3 separate regions of the Homo sapiens genome follow, and all the other regions are linked to region 2. The links are chromatin loops, found by intact Hi-C in ENCODE. Cell type or tissue: OCI-LY7. All regions are shown on one strand.

Region 1 (8,000 bases), 610 kb after region 2:
AAGCAGGTCTCTGCCTTTCTCACGCCACCTCCCAGAATTTTCAGTCGAGGAAGAGACTTCCCAGGGATCAGCTCATTGTCGGGGCCCCAGGTGCTAGGGTTGGTGTCGGTTCCAGCCACGAAAGCTGCACCTGCAGGGGCAGTGGCCGTTGCCACCGATGCCTCCACATTCTCATGGGTACAGCTGCTCCAGGAGTTCACTGTGCTGGCTTCTTTGCTGCAGACGCCTCTATGAGGAGCCCGAGGTCACACAGCCAGAACGTAGCAAGGGCAGGACTCGGCACAGGCCCCTGGCTCTGGCATCTGGTGACTTGGCACTCCCTCAGATTTGGGCCTTGGACCCGTGCTTCCCCGGCCGTTGCCATGTTTTTGGTGATGTCGGCATTCAGTGCTGAGGCCCCTGACCCTCGCCCCCATCCTACATGCTTCCTGTTTCCTCCCTGGCCTCAAAGCCACTCGGGGTCCAGAGCCTGGCTGCGGGGAGTCTTGCAGGCCTGGGTCATGCTCTGTTGCCAGCTAAGGTCAGGGATGTCAGGGAGGAAGACCGCCACCACCCCTGCCCCCAGGGGCTCCACCTGGCAAGCTCCGTGTGAGTTTGAGGAGGGTCAGTGCCTCACGTGGTCCCAGGAGGGGCTGATCACCCTGACTATGACCAGCAGCCCAGGCTTTGGGGCCACAGCCAAGGAGTTTGTGGGGAGAACATGCCGGTGAGAGCCCACTTCTCCCGGCCCCTAGACAGGGTCGAGGCCTGATCCTCTTAGAGCTGGCAGACCCCACGTCCTCTCAACGCTTTGGCCTTTAGCCCACAGACGCTTCCCACCAGAGCCAAACAAGGAGGTCCAGCTGCTTCTGGTCTAGATTCCTGCTTGGAAGGACCCCAAGGGAGGAGTCCCAGGTGCTGAGAACAATGGGAAGCTAAATTAAAGGGCTCCCCCGAGGCAGCCAATTCCACTTCACACACTTAGCAAGACTTCTGACTACAGTTTTAAAAAGAGTGTGTCCCCTTCACCCAGTACAAAATCTAATAAGACAGCAAAGGCAGCGTGGCCAGGGACTTGAGCTGGCTGCAGACTAGATGTGCTAGATGTGGCTCGGGAAAGAGAGAAGCAGCCGGGTGTATTGCAGCTGCGGTCTGACCATCCCTGTTTCCCTGTTCATGTGTGAGGAACGGGGGACAGAATGCACATGTGTGTGTGCATGTGTGTATGTGTTTGTGTATGCCTGTGTATGTATGTGCATGCATTTTTGTGTTTTTTTGGTCTGTGTGCATTTGCCTGTGTGCATGCTGGTGTGTAGACATGCGCGTGCATGTTAGAGAGAGAATCATTGTGTATGTGTGTGTGTGTGGTCATCATGGTGGCCAGCCTGCCTCAAATGCTCATTGCCTGGCCTCCTGCATACACGCTTCTGTACTGTACCATTGTATAGCTGCATAACCTTGGGCAGGTAAAACCCAATCTGCCTAATCTTTGTCAATTATAAAACAAGGGACCAGGTGCGGTAGCTCACACCTGTAATCCTAGCACTTTGGGAGACCAAGGCAGGCAGATCACTTGAGGTCAGGAGTTTGAGACCAGCCTGGCTAACATGGTGAAACCCCATCTCTACTAAAAATACAAAAATTAGTTGAATGTGGTGGCGCATGCCTGTAATCCCAGCTACTCAGGAGACTGAGACAGGAGAATCGCTCTAACCTGGGAGGCGGAGGTTGCAGTGAGCTGAGATGGCACCACTGCACTCCGGCCTGAGTGACAGAGCGAGACTCCATCTCAAAAAAGGGTCCCAGAAAGACCAACTTCAGGTTTTTCTCAAGATCAGCTGAAGGCGTTCAGGGTGGCCGCCTCCCACAGCACCTTGTCCAGCCAGTGCGCATTCCACATTGGTTCTTAGAGCCCAGGTCCATGTCCAACCCAAGACCCAGAGCTCGGCCAAGACTGTCCCCTTTGTCACCTAGAACCGTTGGTAGAGTGACCAACCATTCAGGTTTGCCTGTGATGTGGGACTTTCAGTGCTAAAATCAGGACAGCCAGTCCCCCTAACTGTGGGCCACTGCCTGTCCCAAGTCGAGGGGCACTGCTCTTACCTGGTGGCCCTGACCCGTCAGTCCCTTCTTTCTTGGCCTTGTTCCATCTTCCCTTTCCCCACCCCTTCACAGCCTCCCTGTCCATATCCATCTGTCCAGGATTCAGCATCCTCAATGGTAGCAATAGCTGTGCTGTAGGAGGAACCCTCTGGATGGGCACTGATGAGCTGAGAGGTCCTTCCCTTAAGACCCGTGTCCTAACTAGGACCTGCCAGTGGCACTGACGTCCCCTCCTATGGGACAGCAGTGGTGAGCATTTGCCTTCGAGGCGACCAGGTGGGATGGAGAGTTGGAGGCAGGCATGCTTCTCCAGGCATCTTTTTGAGGTCCCCTGGGATGAGGGTGGGGCATGCAGGTGCCACTGTTGTGTTCTGTCCCTGCATAGGGCCATATGCATTCGGGGGGCAGAAGTGTCTTTGCACGGTGAGAGGCACAGAAGGGAGCCAGTTCACTGCACATTGTTTGCTTATGGAGCAGTTACCCAGGCCCATGCTGGGCGCAGGGACATTCAGGTGACATAGCCGGGGTGCAAAGGCTGGTGCCCTGAGCACACTTGGTCTGAATGTCCTGCAAACAAGGTACAGCCAGGGGAGGGGGGCCTGGCTAGAGCTGTCTGCTTCCTGGCTGTGGACCGAGGCCCCATTGTGGAAGTGGCCTTTATTGAGATAGGGAAACGCTCATTCGGCCAGCCCTGGTGATGCTGGATGGTGGATCACAGGACTGTGCAACCCAACCCAGGGCCTTTTGGAGGCTCCAGGAGGTGGCTGAGCCCCTCTGCTCCTTGTTCATCCTCGAAGCTCAAAGCTCAGCCCCATGCCTTGTGCGCCTGCCTTACTATTCCTGAAAAACCAGCTCTTTCCTAGGGCAACGGGCCCTGGCCATGTGGCACTAACGGGCCACTTTCAGGGAGGCTGCTAGCTCCCAGCCTCTGGGGGCCCTGGGTGACCCAGAGCTCTTTCTGGTTACCATCAGAAGCATAAGTGACAGCGTGCTCTCCCTGCCGTGGAGGGGAAAGCCCTCCCCACTTCCTCCTGTCTGAAGGGTGGAGCAGCTGCCCATCAGCCCATGCTGAGCAACCGGTGCTGAACATCCCCCAAGCAGTGCTGACCGCCAGGGCTACCTGGCTCTACCCACCCGCCAGCTGACCTTGGGCAAGTCACTTGCTGGTTCTGTGCCTCTGTTTTCTCCTGTGTAAAGTGGGGCTGATGACTTTCACCCCCTCCCGAGTGTGCTGGGTGGATTAAGTGGCTTTCAGCACCTGGCCTGCACTGACATCCACAGCTGCTCATAGACAGTCTTCGGTTCTGCAGAAACGTCGGCCACTCTTAGGGTCGTCTTCATCTTCATCCTTATTGTGGACAGTGTAGAAAGACCCCGCTGGCTGCCATGGGGCAGGGAGCACAGGGTATCAGGTGTTATTGTCCCGGTGGCAGAGGCCTGTGTGGGCTAAGAAGCAGGGGAAGCAGAGATGGCCAGGTAGGAGGAGGCCGACTGTCCTGGGCAGGGAGGCGACTGGCCAGGTCCCCTGTCCCTCTGCACATGCTCAGCACCCCTCTTGGGCCAGACCTATTTGCCTAAACGCTGACCCAAAGCCCCAGAAACCTTGGCCAGGACTGCAGTGGGCGTGGCAGTGTGGTCAGAACCAGCCTCAGGTCACACCCTCAAGTGCAGCCTTGATGGGGTTCAGGGAGGCCTCCCAGCCTCCCCAGGGCCCCCACCGGGACTCCTGCTGGCACCAAGCAACCCAGTGCCTCCTGGCCTGGGCTCAGAGCTGTAGGCAGGGTCTGCTTCCTGCATGGAGGTGCCAACCCTGGTTCGAAGCTGCCCTGAGCCAGCTTGCACAATGGCGAGCGCCCCAAGGAGCTCACCGGGCCCAGCCTGGGAGCTGGTGTTGCAGTGATGGTGTAACAGGAAGGGGGCTGCAAGGGGTGTGAGGGGGCCGATCTGTGGATGGTGAGTGTCCGCTGGGAGGTGAGGGCTGTTAGTGGAGACACCACAGGGTCCCTCGCTGCCCATCACTGCACAAGCCCCTCCCAGGTGAGCCAGAGCCTGTGGCAGGGCTGTCCCTCTGAGACAGAGAGAGGAACACGCCCCACACTTGTCCCTGCCCCCATCCTCCCCCACAGTCTCTCCTGCCTACCTGTCCACCTGTCCCTTGGCCTGTGTTCTTCCTTCCTCCCTGTGCCTCCTCCTTCTCATTTTCGTGTGTGTGTGTGTGTGTGTGTGTGTGTGTGTGTGTGTGTGTGTGTGTGTGTGTGTGTGTGTTTCTTCTCCCATCCTCCTAAAGGTGCTGGTCCGGGAGGGTAGGAGCCAGTGCACCTGCACACCTCTGCTCCCTCAGGTGTGAGGCTCAGCCAGCTCCGCCCCTGGGGGCGCCCTCTGGTGGCGTCCACTGGCACTGCTGGACCACTGTCCTGAGAACATTCCTGAGACACCTGAGTCCCTGCTCTGGGAGTGTGTGGGGTGGGGGCATCCCTGTTCCTTCTGGGTCTCTCCCAGCTGCCAAGGGGCTGGTTGGCCTTCCCGGGTTCAGAACAACTCTGGATGTATTTCTACAAAGTGGCAGCCAGTCCCAAGGGCTGCCCTGGCCTCACCCACCAGGGAATGTCCTGGCCACCCTCTCCTTCAAGAACGTTGCTTGGGTGGGGTCAGCTCAGCAGGAAAGAAGGACTCATGCTTTTGAGTTCAGTTGGTGGAGATGAATGCTGCCGCCCTGTCCATGCGTCGTCCATTGCACGCATGAAAGAGCGGCACCCACCTGGCCACACAGGCAGGGGCTGGACCCCGGCAGGACCCAGTGGGGCTCTGGGAAGCCCGTCTTTGGCCCAGTGGCCTCTGTTTTCCTGAAACTGGCATGGGAACTGAGGTGCAGCTGCGTTCAGGGTTTCAGGCGGATGAAATGGGCAGAAGGGGCCTTGGCCGCCCAGGGACACTGCTGGAGTGGGGCCCGCAGAGGGGCTTCAAGTCAGTGCCAGGACTGCGGCTCCTGCTTGCCCTCCTGTGCCCCATCATCCTGACCTAGAAAGTGGGGGTGGCTGGGCCCTGCTGGCAGAGTAGGGGTGAGGTGTGGAATTGGGAGCTCTCCCGGTGGCCCTGACTTTCTTTTTTTTTTTTTTGAGACAGAGTCTCACTCTTGTCACCCAGGCTGGAGTGCAGTGTCACGATCTTGACTCACTGAAACCTCCACCTCCCAGGTTCAAGCGATTCTCCTGCCTCAGCTTCCCAGGTAGCTGGGCTTATAGGCATGCTCCACCATACTCAGCTAAGTTTTGTATTTTTAGTAGAGATGGGGTTGCGCCATGTTGGCCAGGCTGGTCTCCAACTCCTGATGTCAGGTGATCCAGCTGCCTCAGCCTGCCAAAGTGCTGGGATTACAGGGGTGAGCCACCATGCCCAGCCTGACTTTCACCTGTGCCCAGGGTTAGTCTGGCAGACAGCCGGGGCCAGATGGAGGGGTAGCCGGTGTCCTGTGTCCGTCCCTGAAGCAGTCATTGCAGCCAGCAAGGTGAGACATTGTGAATAATCCTAAGTCCCTGTCGTGCATCCTCAGAGATGCCGTCACCAGAATCACAGAGGCAGCGTGAAGCCCTCAGGCCCGAGACGCACAGGGCTTGGGTGCGGGCTGACTTTCACAGTCCTGGGAAGCCAGGGAGGGAGGTGATATTGACCAGACAGGAGATGACACAGGACCTGAGCCTTCAACTTTAAAACAACTGTCAGCCAATAGCATTTAGTAACATTTGACAGACGCTAAGGGCTTGGGAACTCCTGCGTTTGCTGTGCTGCCCTCTGTGCCAGAGACCTGAGCTGACAGCTTTCTCTATTCCCCTACTGCCATCTTCTGCGTGAGCCGTAACCTGGAAGACACACCCACCTACCCACCTTGAGTAGGTCCCAGGCCTGGGTGATTGTGCCTCTTGAAACCTCCAACTTTCTCACAATTCTACACATCAGGGGCTCCCCTAGCTCCCCTGGGATGGCCACAGGGGCCCTCAATGGGGCTCCCCACCTCCACCTTCTGTCTGCTCCGGTCCAGCCTTGAGGCTGCATCCAGGGTGAGCTGGTGCTCGTTCACTGGCACCACTGCGCCGTGTGGCATCCATTTCTCCCCGAACATCCCTGCAGAGCCTTTCCCGTGCCCTTGCCCTTCTCTCTGCACTACCCAGCTGTCCCCTCTTGTAGCCTTTTGTGGGTAGGCCCTGTGGACTCTAACCCTGACCTCAAGTCCTGGCCCTGTTCTCTGTGCTGACCCCTCAGATGGGCGGAAATGCATCTGCTGACCTGTGCTTCTGCCCAGTTGACCGTCAGCTCCCTGAGGCCTGCATCCGTGTCTACCATTCACGGGGGTCTGCAGACCCACATGGCGATGGGCTCACAGCCCACCCGCAGAGTACTTGCTGGATGAATGAATGAATGTGTAACTGACTGGTGAATGAATGAATGGAGAAAGGTCAGTATGTCGGCCAGTTCCTGTTCACCCAGGCTGGCTGGGAAATGGCCCAACTCACTGATCCAAGTCACCCCACCGAGAAGATTACCAATTTTTTCATTTTAAGAATTCAGTGATTTGGCCCTTATACCAAAACAAGTTGGTTAGAATCCCTCCTGGCTGTTCTTGGCCAGAACATAAGGAAAACATGGACAGTTTGGGATGCAGGAACTTCAGACCAGTCCTCACTGTGCAGGCAGGACAGCAGGAGGGACCCCCAGCGTGGCCCGGGTGCCATGTCTCCTGAGCGGGGCAGCCCTTCTCCCTGGGCTGCAGAGGTCTGGCTTCTGCTGCTGACTATGGCTGCTGTGGGAAGAGTGGGACCTGGCAGGAGGATGTAGTTCATCAAATGAGACATCACAAGGATAAGACACCTTGTAGCAGGTGAGATCTTGTTCACCTCATTCTGTCACCAGACAGAGCAGGGAACCCCGAGCTAGGATGTGAGGACCAGCTCTGTATTTCCATACCCAAGTCACCATTTATGGAGCCTCCATTTTCTCACCTGTAAAATGGGGACAAAAGTTTTCACCTTCTGCCTTTGTGGGACTTTTTGAGGTTCAAATTAACAGTGAATAAGAAGACATGTGAGCATTTGGCTGGAACCGTATGTCACTGCCCGGTAATCACTGCCTGCAACCGTGTACACCACTCTGGTCTAGAAGAAATAAGGCTTTCCTGTTTTTAGATAAAGGTTCCCCAGGCTCTGGGGTTGATGGGTTAGGGAACTGATTCCTGCAAAGAGAATCAAGAAACAGAGCTTCAAGGTTGGAGCTGTGTTCACTTTGACTTCTCTGTCAAGTGACACGCACTCTGGTGCCAGCTGGACCAGTGAGGTGAGACAGGCACTTTGTTACTGACTTTGCAGCTGCAGCAGGGCAGTGTGAAGGTGCTGATGTTTGCATAACACCTGGCAGAGTGCGTTATCACAGTTACTCCTGATCATCCGCTTTTTTGATGGGGAGGTTGAGGCTTTGAGAGGTAGCTAACTTGTCCAATGATGGATAGTAAGTGTTCAGCTGGGCTTCAGGCAAGATCTTTCTGAACTTTGGGTAGATGAGTGAATAGATGTTCAGAAAAATGATAAGATGGATGGGTGGATGGGTAGATGCATGGATGAATGAATGGTGGATGGATGGGTAGATGGATGATGGATGATGAATACATGATGGATGGATGGCTGGATGGTGGATGGATAGATGATGGATGAATGGATGGGTAGATGGATGGATAAATGAATGGTGGATGGATGGGTAGATGGATGTTGGATGAATGGATGGATGAATAGATGATGGATGGATGGATGGATGGATGAGTGGATGGATGATGGATAGGTAGATGATGAGTGGATGGATGGGTGGATGGATGGGTAGATGGATGGATGGATGGATCGATGATGGATAGTGGGTGGATGAGTGGGTGGGTGGAT
Region 2 (8,000 bases):
TTTCCTTCCTTTACGAGGCAGGATCTTGCTCCATTGCTTAGGCTGGAGTGCAGTGGTGTGATCATGGCTCACTGTAGCCTTGGCCTCAAACTCCTGGGCTCAAGGGATCCTCCCGCCTCAGCCTCCTGAGTAGCTTGGACTACAGGTGTGTGCCACCACACTCAGATAACTTTTTAATTTTTTGTAGAATCATGGTTTTGCTATATTGCCCAGGGTGGTCTTGAATTCCTGGCTTCAAGGGATTCTCCTACCTTGGCCTCCCAAAGTGCTGGGATTACAGAAGTGAACCACAGCACCCTGCCCACACTCATGCTTATAGCCTTCTGTCTCGTTTTTTTCTGATAGAATTCTAACAGTCCCAAAGCTCTGTCCTACAGACCCTTAGCACCTAGAGCAGCAAATTTGGAGGAAAAAGAGGGTTTCCCAGTTGAGTCCCAGTGATGACAGTCAACATCTGGTTGGCCATCACGTGATGTTCACGGAGGTGGCATTAGGAACTGGTCCCTGACATATGGAAGTGAGGATGTTAAAGTCCACTACTCCAGCAGGGTGTGGTGGCGGGCACCCATAGTCCCAGCTACTGGGGAGGCTGAGGCAGGAGAATCGCTTGAGGCCAGGAGTTTGTGTACGGCCTGGGCAACACAGCAAGATTCCATCTGAGATTTGTTTTCACGTGAACGACTCCACGGAGGCCCTCTGCGTTCACTTGCCGACTGGCAGAGACAGTGCCATCATGCCTCTCAGTCAGGCTTCAGCAGTCCTGACTACCTTCTGTTTGCACAGCCTCAACTGTCAGGTTGAAATGTGCGGCGTCTCCACGCTGAGCTGCCCCGTGTCCTTCTACAGCTGCCTATTGCTGTCGTTTCAGCCCAGGTAAATGTCCCGCCCATGTAAGTGAGCTGCACCTTCCTCTGCCCTTGCCTTGTCCCAGCCAGACGACCTGGACCCTCCTTCTGCCTGCTCCACACATGTGGCTACCTCTCCAGTATCCCCAGGATACCTCCCACGCCTCCCCTGCTCACAGCTGAGGGCAGGGATGCTCCATACTTCGAGCTCTCTTCAGCCTCCCAGTTTCTTGGCCATCCCGGCAAAAGTCTTAGGGCCGCTGTTGTCCTTGGTAGGACAGATCGCTGGAAGGTCACACACTCCAAAACAACCATAAGGATGGTGATAGATAAAGTAGAAACACGAGCATAAAAGCAAAAAGGTAATATTCTGGGGCTGCTGCTGCCAGGGACTGATGCCCACACAGGGCGGGGCCCCTAAGATCACGGCTGTGTTACAGCACATTGCCATTATTGCGCATGATGGTGGCCTGAGCTACCCAGAAGAGGCCACCTGACACCCAGCATCCCTGCTCAGGAAGGCAGGCAGTTTTGTAATGCCCTTTAGAGATCTTGGTGCATTTAAAAACATCCTGCTCTACTTAGTTTTTGTTAACCGGATTATTCAGTTATAGGGAATGATTCATTCTCTAATGAAAAGAGCAGAAGGGTTGTGGGTGGGTTGCATTATAGGTGATTTTCAAAGAGTTCTTTGTTTCAGTAGCTCTGGTTTGGCCTAGATGTTTTCACTGTTTAAGTCTTTCAGAATCTTTTTTTTTTTTAATTTTTAAATAGGAAGTGAGAACATCCCCGAGCAAGACCAACAATTGCTGAATAAACACAAACCCCCTTGAGAATCACGCCGACAGGTGCTATCTCTTCACCTGGGGATTGCAAAGGTGAGAGAGGAGGCCAGTGCCTCCCTGTGTCTGGAGAATCATATAGGGGTTGCTCTGGGAGTTTTAAGTTTCTCCTGAGTGAAAGTTAGTGGTTTTACATGTTCTCTTGATGCTACTTTTTACCTCTTCCTCCGGCTACTAAAAAAGCTTTCCTTGTAGGTGAAAATGGAACCGAATTAGTTCTGTGATCTTGTTCCATTCTAAAAGGGATTTGATTTTCCATTCATTCATCCCAAAACTGTTGCATACCTACTATGTGCCAGACTTTATTCTGGCCAGAAAAGATTCTTGATGTTACTGGAATTCAGTAATTTCTGTGGGCATGTGCTCAAAAGCAGGCTGCAAAGTCCTGGAGCCAGGGGTCCTGGCAGAACTCTTAGGAGAGGGATGGGTTTCTGTAACATGTCTGACACAGACCAGCAAGGCCACATTTAAACCAAGGCTGTGTGTGTGTGTTTTTTTAATTTAAATTTTAATTTTAAGTTCCTGGGTACATGTGCAGGACGTGCAGGTTTGTCACATAGGTAAACGTATGCCACGGTGATGTGTTGCACCTATCAACCCATCACCTTGTTATTAAGCCCCACGTGCATTAGCTATTTATCCTGATGCTCTCCGTTCCCCCACCCCACCCCCTGACAGGCACCAGTGTGTGTTACTCCCCTCCTTGTGTCCATGTGTTCTCATTGTTCAGCTCTCACTGATAAGTGAGAACATGCAGTGCTTGGTTTTCTGTTCTTGTGTTAGTTTGCTGAGGATAATGGCTTCCAGCTCCATCCATGTCCCTGCAAAGGACATAATCTCATTCCTTTTCATGGCTGCATAGTATTCCATGGTGTATATGCACCAGATTTTCTTTATCCAGGTATGTTTATTAAGGGGAAGGCCCAACCATGCATTGTGTGCGGCCACCTGGTGAATGAAAAGCAGGTTGGTATTTTCTTCCAAATACACATATGTATATATAGGTATATATATATTTACATGGGTAAATTGCATGTCGCAGGGGCTTGGGGTACAGATTATTTCATCATCCAGGTAATAAGCATAGTACTTGATAGGTAGTTTTTTGATCCTCACCCTCCTCCCGTCCTCCACCCTCAAGGGGGCCCCACCCTTTATTGTTCCCCTCTTTGTGTCCATGTGTACTCAATGCTTAGCTGTCTCTTATAACTGAGAACATGTGGTATTTGGCTTTCTGTTCCTGCATATATATATATACACATTATATATATATATATATATATATATATACATTTTATATATATATATACATTATATATATATATACACATTATATATATATATATATGTGTGTGTGTGTGTGTGTGTGTGTGTGTGTGTGTGTGTGTTTCAGTAGCTCTGGTTTGGCCTAAATGTTTTCACTGTTTAAGTCTTTCAGAATCTTTTTTTTTAAATTTTTAAATAGGAAGTGAGAACATCCCCGAGCAAGACCAAAAATTGCTGAATAAACACAAACCCCCTTGAGAATCACGCCAAGAGGTGCTGCCTCTTCACCTGGGGATTGCAAAGGTGAGAGGGGAGACGAGTGCCTCCCGGTGTCTGGAGAATCATATGCGGGTGTGCTGCCTTTGGAGCACAAATATATATATATACATATTTGAAATTCACAAACGTTTGCATTTCTCGCCAGCGACACAAGCCGGCTACCACTGCTGAAAGTGAGGCGGCCTCCAGTCAAGGTCTAGGGACTTGACCTGGTTTGATCTGGCTACACTCCCACTGCTCAATTTAGACTCTGCCCAGACTAACAGCGAGAGTGTAGCCAGATCCAGACCTTACCAACACGCTCCTTCCTCCCCTGTCCTACCAAGCTGGAATTCACTGTCAATATCCTCCATAGAAGACAGAGTTGGCTTCCAACAGTATCAGGGGATGCAGGCAAAGGGGGTGATGGGGCCTGAGATAAGTTTCAGTTCAGCATACAGGGGGCATCTGTGCCTGAATGACCAACCTTGGTAACTGGTATGACTTACTGTTCTCACTGAAAATACTACAGCTCTCCAAGTTGGAAAACAACATCAAGAATCTTTTCTGGCCAGAATAACGTCTGGCACATAGTAGGTATGCAACAGTTTCGGGATGAATGAATGGAAAATCAAATCCTAAGAGGAAGCTTCCTTCCAGACTGATCATACGTCATTGTCATAGGTGTCTCCATTGAAACACTCCACCAGGAGTGGGCAAACTGATTCTGAAAAGGGCCAGTGAGTAAATATTTGGGGCTTTGTAGGTCAGGAGGTCTCTGCTGCGATTACTCACCTCTGCCATTGCAGCGAGAAAACAACCGCAGACAATAAACACAGAATTAAATCAGCATGTTCCAATACAACTTTATTTACTAAAGCAGTCGGTTGGCCAGATTTGGCGTGTGGGCCACAGTTTGCCAACCCCTGCGCTAGACACGCTCACCATTCCTATAGGACAGAGACTGCGTTCCCCATCCCCTTAGGACCCAGAACTAGATGTTTTAATTAAGTACGTACATATTAAAACTGCCTCTCCCTTTTACGATTCTGTTTTAAGAACTTTAAAAAATGTTGCAAAATTCTTAGGTATTATGTGAGGGGTAGGTTGAAAGGCTGAAAGTACCAACCTTGCGTCAGAGGGAATAGTGTGTGAAGCCATTTCCTTCCTGAAACTTGGATTTGGGACTGAGGCGTGAGAATTGTGCTCTAGGGAACAGCCACCAGGGGGAGCACAGTGCACACAGAAGTAACCTGCTTTGCACCAAGAAACCAGCGGTGAAATCTAGAGGCTCAAAGGTGCAGGCTACTCATGGGATGTGCTGCGTGCTCACTTGGGGTACAGGAGCTGGGATTCTGGGTGCAAGTGAGGGAGCAAGATGCTGTTTTCTCATGCTCTACCCTTCCAGAGGTTTCGTGGTTTTGATTTGTGTGCGTATTACTTCTGCAAATATATGCTTAAGTATTGTACGTGTGATGTCGTCAGGACTAGACCAAGACGCATAGCACCCAGGGGAACAAGCTTCAGCCCAAATTACTTACGTTAATTGACTGATATGTGTTTAGGGAAGGGGCTGAGTGCTATGAGGGGGAGCAGAGGGAGTTCAGCTTCACCCGGATCCCCCGAAATTCAGTTCAGGGTCCACCTGCACACCCCATCAAGCCCTCCAGGCAAAGCATGGTATCATCCACACAGGACCGTTTTCCAGCTTTCTGTTGCTACCCAAACATATCCCTTGGCCCAAATGACCACATTTTCATCCAGTGGAACCAGGAATACTATACAGCAGTGAAAAACAAACCACAGCTACACACATCAACATGGGTGCACCACCAGAGGACGAATACAATAAACAGGCCACAGGAAAAACATACGAGGTGGTTATTTTATTTGCAGAAAGCCCCAAATCAGGCAAAACCAATGTCTTCTCTAGGGATATATCCAGGTGTGGCAAAAGTGCTAAAAAGAGCAAGAGAATTATTAAGCAAAATGTTAGGGTGCTGGATATCATTGGGAGGAAGATCTAAACAGGAAGTGTGGAGAATATGTGATGTCTTATACTGGGTAGCAGGTTATTAACTTATTTATTGAAACAAGGCCAGGTGAGGTGGCTTACACCTATAATCCCAGCATTTGGGAGCCTGAGGTGGGAGGTTAGCTTGAGGCCAGGAGTTCAGGACCAGCCTGGGTAATATGGCAAGACTCTGTCTCTACAGAAAAAAAAAAAAAAAATTAGCCAGGCATGGTGTTGTGCACCTGTAGTCTCAGCTACTCGGGAGGCTGAGGTGGGAGGATCATGTGAGCCCCCAGGATGTGGAAGCTGCAGTGGGCTATGATCACGCCATTGCATTCCAGTCCAGCCTAGTGACATAGCAAGGCTCTGTCTGTTAGAAAAAAATAAGGCCAGGTGTGATGGTTCAGGCCTGTAATCCCAGCACTGTGGGAAGCTAAGGCTGAGGTTTGAGACCAGCTGGCGCAACATGGCGAAATCCTGTTTCTACTAAAAATACAAAATATTAGCCAGGTGTGGTGGTGCATGCTTGTAGTTCCAGCTACTCAGGATACTAAGGTGGGAGGATTGCTTGAGCCTGGAAGGTCAAGGCTACGGCGAGCTTTGATGGTTCCACTGCACTCCAGCCTGGGCAACGCAGCCAGACTCTGTCTCAAAAAAAAAAAAAAGTCATCCCTAACATTTATATACATTACATATATCTTGTTTTATATCATAATAACATAGTATAAAATAAAAATAGAAATAATCCTTTCTGCATGTGTATCTCAGGGTGCAGCCCTGGGGAGACAGAGAAGCTTAGATCTGGGGAAGCTCTCATCTGGCCGATAGGGTTTGCAGTGTGGCTTTCTAGAAGCTGTAAGGGTGAATGAACCGCAGATGCTCAGCCCCACCCAGAGAACTGCAGCTGGTGTGGAAAGTAGAGTGGGAGGCATGACAAGTGACAGCTGTAGTGAGAGACGTCGGGTCTGGAACACAGTGACTCAAGGCAGAGGACTGTCCCAGGGTACGGGATCCAGGCTGATGCCCATGTGCCACTGCACTGCTGGCTCAGATGCCCCCGTGACCCCTGCAGCTCCCGGGGCTCCTGGGAATGCTACTGGCGGTGCCCCACACTGGGTGGTAGCTGCCTTTGTATTTACCCAGCCATGCCTTGACTCCCTGAGCACTGGGCTGCTTCCAGCTCTTCATTCCAGCACCTGTAGGAAGCATCTGTGGATGCTTGTGGGCGGGATCGGCCACCATGTTACCTGCTCTTTGCAGGAAAGCCTGGCCTTTTACATCCCAGGCCTAGGACTTGTCCCAGTTTGACCAGGACTGAGAAGTTTTTGGGGACATGGCTTCTTCAATGTTGAAACTGGAAAAAACCAAACCAGGATGAGGTGGTTATTTCACCCAGACTTTGGTACTCAAATGTAAGGGCTTGGTTTGGCTAGGACTGATTGTGTGTCACAGCAGCACGCCACATATCCTGTATGCCTTCTGTAAACCCTCCATTTATTTTGGAAGGAACAGTCATCCCGTGTCTCCCACTGCCAGCTCCTGGGGGCTGCCAGCGTTTTACTGAGTGGCTCTCAGCTGCCTCCAATCTTGCTAAGGGCAGATTAAACTAGTAAAATGGGACTTGAGAGCAATTCTTCCTCCCTGAAAGGCTAGAGTGAGGACACGAGAACACGCTTTTCAGACTGGAGAGTCAACAATCACAACAGATTTCTGTAACTGAAGGTGGTGGTTTTCTTGTCTTATCTTCGACTGGAGGGCATCAGACTTACCTGGGGGTCTTCTTAGACTAAGATTGCTGGGCCCCCACCCAGCGTTTCTCATTCAGGGGATCTGGGATGAGGACTGCGGACTGCATTTCTAACAAATGAAGCTAATTTTGATGGTCTGGGGTCCGCACTTTGAGAACTGTTGTCACAGTGTTAAGGGATACAGTCTAGATGAGGGGTTGTCAGACTTTTTCTACAAGGGGGTCACATAAGAAATATTTTAGGTTTTGTGGGTGATATGGTTTGGATCTGTGTCCCCACCCAAATCTCATGTGGAATTGTAATCCCCAATGCTGGAGGTGGGGCCTGCTGGGAGGTGATTGGATCCTGGGGGTGGAATACCCCCCTTTGGTGCTATTCCTGATAGAGTTCTCATGAGATCTGGTTGTTTAAAAGTGTGTGGCATCTCCTTCCTCTCTCTCCCTCCTCCTCTGGCCATTAGGATGACCCTGCCTCCCCTTCACCTTCCACCATGATTGTAACTTTCCTGTGGCCTACCTGGAAGCCAGCACCACACTTCCTGTATAGCCCACAGAACTGCGAGCCAATTAAACCTTTTTTCTTTTCTTACTTTTTTTTTTTTTTTTTTTTTGAGATAGAGTCTCAGGAGCCTAGGCTGGAGTGCAACGGTGCAATCTCAGCTCACTGCAACCTCCGCTTCCAGGGTTCAAGCGATTCTTTTGCCTCAGCCTCCCAAGTAGCTGGGACTACAGGCGTGTGCCATCACACCTGGCTAATTTTTTGTATTTTTAGTAGAGACAGAGTTTCACTGTGTTAGCCAGGATGGTCTTAATCTCCTGACTTCGTGATCCGCCCGCCTCAGCCTCCCAAAGTGCTGGGATTACAGGCGTGAGCCACTGCGCCCGGCCCGAAACCTCTTTTCTTTATAAATTACCCAGTCTTAGGCATTTCTTTACAGCAGTGCGAGAACAGACTAGTACAGTGGGCCACATGTTCTCAACTACTCAACTCTGCCGTAGTAGCCCAAGAGCAGCTAGAGACAGGGTGC
Region 3 (8,000 bases), 300 kb after region 2:
CAACATCATCACCATTATCACTATCATCATACCATCATTGTCACCATCATCATCACCACCATCATCACCATCACCATCATCACCATCACCATCATCGCTATCATAATACCATCATCACCATTATCACCATCAATCACCATCACCATCATCACCATCATGATCACTATCATCGCCATTACCAACATCTCCATCATCACCATTATCACCACCATCACTGCCACCACTACCACCACCATCATCACCATTACAACCACCCTCATCATCAGCATCACCACCATCATCATCATCCCCTCCCTGTAGACACTGAACTCTTTAAGGGGCAAGAGCACATCTTGGTCATCTTCGTGTCCTCTCACCCACTCCTGTCCTGGTGCTGGTATAGGACCCTGTGCACAGAAGATAGAAGCTCAAGGAGAAGAGAGTTGTTTCCTCCAGTAATCCTTTAGAGGAGTTGGCCAGGGTTGGGACTTCCTATACACTGTTGTCTTTGCCATCCTTTCTGTACTATCTGTGAGTCATCTAACAAATCACTCACTCACTCAGAACATCTCTAACAAATTATAAAGGAATAGCCACCTCGCAGGGCTGTGGGGAGACCAGAATCAGATACTGTTCTCCTCAAGGAGAACTTGACATGACCAAGGCTCACACTGGTAACAGTGGGACCAGGAAGGGTCACTTAAGGCAGAAACTGTCTTGGGCCATCCACCTGCTAGACTCATCGCTGTTCTACCTTTGCCTCCCTCCCTCTCCTTATGATGGGCCCTCAACCTGGAAGTCCTACCCCAGACTCGCATATCCCTCTGTATTCCTGGGCAGCAGCCTATGATGTGTGCTCCTTACCAAGCAGCGTCACTTACTCCTTCCTCTGGGTCCCCAAGGGAGCTCGTGTTAGCATGGATTTTTACCTTTTCCATATTGTGTGACAGTTGAGTAGGTGTTTTTCCCCACTACAAATGGTGACCTCAGGCTGGTTTGCTTCTTATTTATTGTCTTTGTGGCTCCCACATCATTCAGCCAGTGTCAGTCACCTGTACTGTGTCAGGCCTGCTCTTGGACCTGGGGTTTGCCTGATTGGACAGTGAGTCAATGATGGGTAGGTGAAGAATTGAAGTAGGATTCATCCAAAGTGTCTTCTGACGTCGTGGGCTTGCCGGGAGCTGGTGTGAACACGTGGGTGGCTCCCATCACGTATGGAGGGAGGGGAGCTCCCTGGGAGCTGGGAATGCTCGACCTGCTGAGTTCCGCTCTCAGAGATGATGATGCTGCTGTTTTTTTGCTGCCACAATTAGTGGCAGGTGATTCACACGTTTATGAGTTCCCATGCCTGCCATAACCAACCACAGACTGGTGCCTTAAATCCCAGACACGTATTGTCTCAAATTCTGGAGGCTGGAAGTCCAAGGTCAAGGGGTAGGCAAGGTTGGTTCCTTCTGAGGCTTGAGGGGGAATCTGTCCCAGATTCTCTACCTCTACCCCAGCTTCTGGGGGCTTACCAGAAATCTTAGCATTGCTGGGTTTGCAGATGGGACACACCAGTCTCTGCCTTCCCATTCACGTGGTCGTCTCCCCGTGTGCATGATGCCGTGTCCAGATTTTCTCACTTTTTTTTAAAATTATACTTTAAGTTCTAGGGTACATGTGCACAATGTGCAGGTTTGTTACATATGTATACATGTGCCTTGTTGGTTTGCTGTACCCATTAACTCGTCATTTACATTAGGTATTTCTCGTAATGCTTTCCCTCCCCCAACCCTCCACACTAAGACAGGCCCCCATGTGTGATGTTCCCCTGCCCTGTGTCCAAGTGTTCTCATTGTTCAATTCCCACCTATGAGTGAGAACATGCAGTGTTTGGTTTTCTGTCCTTGCGATAGTTTGCTCAGAATGATGGTTTCCAGCTTCATCCATGTCACTTCAAAGGACATGAACTCATTCTTTTTTATGGCTGCATAGTATTCCATGGTGTATATGTGCCACATTTTCTTAATCCAGTCTATCATTGATGGACATTTGGGTTGGTTCCAAGTCTTTGCTATTGTGAATAGTGCCGCAGTAAACATACGTGTGCATGTGTCTTTATGGTGGCATGATTTATAATCCTTTGGGTATATACCCAGTAATGGGATCACTGGGTCAAATGGTATTGCTAGTTCTAGATCCTTGAGGAATTGCCACACTGTCTTCCACAACAGTTGAACTAGTGTACACTCCTACCAACAGTGTAAAAGCATTCCTATTTCTCCACATCCTCTCCAGCACCTGTTGTTTCCTGACTTTTTAATGATCGCCATTCTAACTGGTGTGAGATGGTATCTCATTGTGGTTTTGATTTGCATTTCTCTGATGACCAGTGATGATGAGCATTTTTTCATGTGTCTGTTGGCTGCATAAATGTCTTCTTTTGAAAAGTGTCTGTTCATATCCTTTGCCCACTTTTTGATGGGGTTGTTTGATTTTTTCTTATAAATTTGTTTAAGTTCTTTGCAGAAGAAACTGAATGCCTTCCTTACACCTTATACAAAAATTAATTCACGATGGATTAAAGACTTAAATGTTAGACCTAAAACCATAAAAACACTAGAAGAAAACCTAGGTAGTACCATTCAGGACATAGGCATGGGCAAGGACTTCATGACTAAAACACCAAAAACAATGGCAACAAAAGCTAAAATAGACAAGTGGGATCTAATTAAACTCAAGAGCTTCTGCACAGCAAAAGAAACTACCATCAGAGTGAACAGGCAATCTACAGAATGGGAGAAAATTTTTGCAATCTGTCCATCTGACAAAGGGCTAATATCCAGATTTACTCCCTTTTTAAGGACACAGTTATTGCATTAGGGTCCACCCTGCTCCTGTATGACATCATCTTAACTTGATTACGTCTGCAAAGATCCTATTCCCAAATAAATCACATTCATAGGGTATGGGCATTAGGACTTCAACATTTATTTAGAGGGGCACAGTTCAGCCCATAACAACATGTCTTATTTATATTCTGTTTGATCCTGACAGCAGCCCTGAAGTTAAGTAGTGGCTCTGATTTTCATGGGGGAATCAGAGGACTGCTGGGTGGGTGGGTTTCCCTAGGAATCAAGGTTGGTGTGCCCCACTGGGTTGCAAACCCAGGCTTTCCGACCTTTGAGCTCTTGCTCCTTCTAGATGATTCTCAAGGTGGTGCTCTTAGCATTTTCTGGAGCAGATGGTTCTTGCTTTGTGGGGTTGGCCCCCGTGCTGCACAGACACAGCATCCCCACCCTGTCCACAAATGACGGTGGACACCTATCTTTGCAATCACCTGCAGTGGCACAGAAGTCCCCTGAGAGGCAGTTTGGAGCCCTGTGCTCCTCCAAGGAATTGCCCCTTGGCTGAAGCTTCTCTGCAGGTGTCAGGGAGGGAGCCATGGGCTCTGTGGATGTTGGAGCTTGAATTGGAGGGGCCTAGAAGGATTCCTGCAACTGAAGGGTGAGTAGTGAGCGGCCCCACCTGGTCACACCTGATACAGCTTGTTTCTTGTGCCAGGAGTTTCCAGAGAGTCCTTGCTTAGCCAAGGATGGGGGAGGGTGCGGGTCTGGAAATCTTTCTGGAATAAACAACTGCCCCCACCCAGCCTCACAGCCCTGTGGGGAGCTTTGAGAGCCACACGTGAGCTCAGCCTTTGACATTGGAAGGGAGAAACAGGAGCTTTTGTGCACAGGGTCAGGTTTCCTGGCAGGGAGGACTCTGGCCGCCCACTGAACCCGACCTCCTGTTGGCCGTCCCAGGATCATTTTCCCAGCGATGAGGAACTTACCCTCGGGCTGTCTTGGGAAGATGATAGGGCCTTTTGCTTTCTTGGGCACAAACCCACAGAATCCTCAGATAGAGAATTGGTTTGAGTCTTATATTCAATCAAACCTCCTTTTGTTCTGAACACTTTGACAGTGACAAAGTGAATTATTGAGCCCCTGCTGACAGCTGTTCAGTAGAATATAATTTTAATTCAACAAAAATTAGAAGTCATGGCTAGAAGTGGATTTGCCTGGCCTTTGCCTTTCCTGGCTCACTGGTGAGTCTCACAGAGGGGACCTGGGAACATGACCAAGTTGTTGTTATTTCAGTCCTCAGAGGTGCTATTATATGTTTGAAGTGTTGTGATTGGTTTGCAGGCCCTGTTGACACTATTTAACTTTGCAAAAATGAACTCTCATGGCAACTGATTTGATTTTCCATCAAATCGTTTTTCCGTAATTGCTTTCCTGTGTCCTTTGGGAGGAGAGGTGATGACTGCATTTTTAAAGCTTTTGTGTTCAGAGTCAGCGTAGGTAGTATGAAAACTTTCTCGTCAGTGTGGTTATAAGACAAGGCTTCCACCGAATCTGAAATGCTAAAGAACGATCCATGTCAAAATTAAGTCACATTGAAATATGCGCGGGCTGTGGCTCTGAATGTGTGTTCCCCAGGACGGCAGCAGCAGTAGCACCTTGGGATTTGTCTGAGATGTAGGTTCTCAGGTCCCACCCAGACCTGCTGAATCAGACATCATGTTAGGGAGACATAAGTGGGGTCTCTGACCTGTGTTTTTCAAACTGCTGGAGTTTGAGAAGTGCCATGCAAGTGAGAGAGGGCCCTGAGGTGACAGGTGGTCATTGATGACCAAAAAGACACTATGAGGGCTAGAGAATTTTTTTTTTTTTTTTTGAGATGGAGTCTCGCCTTGTCGCCAGACTGGAGTGCAGTGGTGCAATCTCGGCTCAGTGCAACCTCTAATTCCCTGATTCAAGCGATTCTCCTGCCTCAGCCTCCAGAGTAGCTGGGATTACAGACACGCACCACCATGCCCAGCAAATTTTTGTATTTTTAGCAGCGATGGGGTTTCGCCATGTTGGCTAGGATGGTCTTGATCTCCTGACCTTGTGATCTGCTTGCCTGGACCTCCCAAAGTGCTGGGATGACAGGCGTGAGCCACCGCACCCGGCCAGTGCTGGAGATTTGAGTCCATGGTGAGATCAAGGCCAAAGAGACCAATGCCTCGGTCTTTCCTTTTTCCCTTTTATATTTACCGAATGTCTGTGTCCCAGCAACCAGTAGGCTTTATTTTTCACTGTGAAAAGCCGTGGGTTCACTGCTCAGAGGAAGTGTCGGGAAGGGGTGGAAGCAGCTTTGCCTCTCTGACCACGCGCCCCACATGGGTGACTCAGGTAGCGTCCTCTGTCACTCATCAGCTGTCTTTGTCCTTCCTGGCAGAAATGCATTCGATTTAACCCGGATGCCACAGTGTGGGTTGCAAAGCAGCGGATCCTGTGTACATTAACCCAGAGTTTGAAAGATGTCCTGAACTACGGCCTGTTCCAGCCGGCCAGCAATGGGCGTGACGGCAAGTTCCTGGATGAGGAGCGGCTCCTGCGCGAGTACCCACAGCCCGTGGGTGAGGGCGTTCCTTCCCTGGAGGTATATTTCAGCCCACAGTGCATGGACTGTGGTTGTGTCACAGCCTGGATGCCATGGTGGGTGGGGGAGACATGGTGGTGGGGCGAGACCAATTCCATTTGCATTGGGAAATTATCCCCACATTTAAAAATCAGTCTGGGGTCTTGAGGTTTGATATGATTTGGCTCTGTGTCCCCACCGAAATCTCACCTCTAATTGTAATCCCCACATGTTGAGGGAGGGACCTGTAATCCCCATGTATTGAGGGAGGAGGTGATTGGATCATAGCGGTTTCCCATGCTGTTCTCATGATAGTAAGTGAGGTCTCACGAGATCTGATGGTTTTATTATAAGTGTCTGGAAGTTCCTCCTTTGCTGTTCTCTCTCCTGCTGCCTTGTGAAGAAGGTGCTTGCTTTCCCTTCGCCTTCCACCATGACTGTAATGTTCCTGAGGCCTCCGCAGCCATATGGAACTGTGAGTCAACTAAACCTCTTTCCTTTATAAATTACCCAGTCTCAGGTATTTCTTTATAGCAGTGTGAAAATGGACTAATAAAAGGTTGCTTCTGATTTTGCCATGAATCTCACACTGTTGTACAACTTTTATACATTTTTTTTTCACTACAGATTCAAAGAATCCCTGCAGAGAAATCTTGCTGTGAATAATAAACCGTGGGTCTGATTCAGGCTTTCATAACCAGGACCATGGGCCCTGGGCATGGAGAACGGGGCTCCCCATGCTTCTCTGAGGGGTTTTAAATTTTTCCTTCCCAGCGCCTAATGGGTGGTGTATTTTCCTTCTCCACCTCTCCAGACACCAGCTGGATGTCAATAATTAATTCAATTCTGACACTAACTACAAGTTTAAGGGCTCAGTCCCATAAGACTGCCCTCCATAAACGTCAAGTCCCCAGGCCACCCACATTTCTGTCCCATTTGGCTGTGAACTAGGGGTTCCCACCACCCCCTTTTTGGGTTCCATCCCTTGCTGGAGCAGCTCAGAGAACCTAAGAAGGCATTTTAACTGCTACCCCTGGCTTATTACAAAGTGTACAAACGCACAGCTGATGAAGAGGTGCACTAGGCGACGTCGGGAGGGCCCAGCGTGCAGGAGCTTCCATCCCTGTGGAGTTGGGCGTGCACCACCCTCCCAGTATGTGGATGTGTTTGCTGGCTCAGAAGCCCCCAGGCCCCATTGTTGAGGTATTTTTATGGAAGTTTCATTACATAGGCATTACATAGGATGAAATCACTGACCATGGTGATTGGACTCCATCCTGCCAGTCAGCAGGGCGACTGGGAGTCCTGACCCTCGAGTCATAGTCTGATCCTTCCGGCCACCAGCCCCCATCCTGGAAGCTACCTGGGAGTTGAGAGTCATCTCATTAGTGCTCCAGAGATACTCTTATCACTGAGGACAGTACAAAGGTTTTAGGAACTCTGCCAGGAGTCAGGCACAAAGAAGGAATTTTTAAATTACATCATATTCCTCGCGATAGTCTGTTCTTTCATTGCTATACAGAAATAACTGGCTGGGTGAGGTGGCTCATGCCTGTAATCCCAGCACTTTGGGAGGCCGAGGAAGGTGGATCACCTGAGATCAGGAGTTCAAGATTAGCCTGGCCAACATGGTGAAACTCCGTCTCTACTAAAAATACAAAAATTAGCTGGGTGTGGTCATGTGTGCCTGTAATCCCAGCTACTCGGGGGGCTGAGGCAGGAGAATTGCTTGAACCCTGGAGGTGGAGGTTGCAGTGAGCCAAGATGGTGCCATTGCACTCCAGCCTGGGCGACAAGACTGAAACTCTATCTAAAACAACAACAACAAAAAAACCTGAGGCTGGCTAAGAGAAAGGAGGTTTAATTGGCCCACGGTTCTGCAGGCTGTACAGAAAGTGTGGTGCCGGCATGGGCTCAGCATTGAGGCCTCAGGGAGCTTGTTCTCATGGCAGAAGGCAAAGCAGGAGCAGATGTTAGGTGGCAAGAGGGGGTGTGAGAGCGAGCAGGGGAGGAGTAGTTCCTGGCTCCCCCGTGAACTAACAGAGCGAGAATTGACTGACTACCATGGGGAGGGCTCCAGGCCATTCAGGAGGGATCCGCCCCAGGACCCAAAGACCTCCCACCTGGCCCCGCCTCCAACACCGGTGATCACATTTGAACATGAGGTTTGGAGGGGACACACAGTCAAACCATACCATTCTCCAATTCATCTCTGAGTCCTTGAGTAACAGGGCGGCTGTGACCATCCAGCTGTTCTCAACAGCACAGCTTCACTTCTGCTTCCTGCCCGGGTGACCGGGGCTCTTTGAGCTGCTGTCAGCAGCCACAAGCTCCTGGGCCTCCCTCCAGAAGTGGCTGATCCGTAAGACGGGGCAGCCCTACACATTTCCACGTGATGCACGACCCCTGTCCCTACCTCTCTCACCCAGGCTTGCTACGCCCCAAGTTTACAGGCATTGTTTCCTGCAGTGTATACGTGTTGGGTTACGTCAGTTAAGAGAAGCCAGAAACGGATCATTTCTACTCCTGCACAACATGTTGGCATCATTCAGCGATTGCACTCATTTTAGCTTAGTCAACAGCAAGAG

The links. Hi-C counts contacts between places; a loop is a spot of excess contacts. Peaks named below come from ENCODE experiments on the same cell type or tissue, not always from the same donor. Only the 100,000 strongest peaks of a DNase experiment are listed, where the experiment ranks them.
Region 1: a loop joins it to region 2, with 9 times the contacts of the local background. A loop is called at or near these places in 15 of 110 quality-filtered maps.
Region 3: it touches region 2 in a loop (33-fold over the local background); 5 of 110 quality-filtered maps call a loop at or near these places.

Annotation. Positions count from the first base shown.
Region 1 is chr11:70,811,523-70,819,522 of GRCh38, reverse strand. The region is part of intron 12 of SHANK2 (SH3 and multiple ankyrin repeat domains 2); the gene reads left to right. Among named protein-coding and RNA genes, the nearest start is that of SHANK2-AS3, 47 kb to the left of the region's middle. In OCI-LY7, CTCF peaks have their summits at 4,278 and 4,478 (motif pointing left); a DNase peak (open chromatin) is centred at 4,442.
Region 2 is chr11:71,417,057-71,425,056 of GRCh38, reverse strand. It overlaps the pseudogene ACTE1P. Among named protein-coding and RNA genes, the nearest start is that of DHCR7, 27 kb to the left of the region's middle. RefSeq lists a silencer at 1,506-1,555. In OCI-LY7, CTCF peaks have their summits at 1,497, 4,220 and 4,420 (motif pointing right); DNase peaks (open chromatin) are centred at 1,366, 1,646, 4,476, 6,116 and 1 weaker place; H3K4me3 peaks cover 1,112 bases; H3K27ac peaks cover 3,460 bases.
Region 3 is chr11:71,116,262-71,124,261 of GRCh38, reverse strand. SHANK2 (SH3 and multiple ankyrin repeat domains 2) reads left to right here. Exons shown (of 26, transcript NM_012309.5): 4 at 5,230-5,433. Among named protein-coding and RNA genes, the nearest start is that of SHANK2, 130 kb to the left of the region's middle. In OCI-LY7, a CTCF peak has its summit at 3,479; DNase peaks (open chromatin) are centred at 3,461 and 7,681.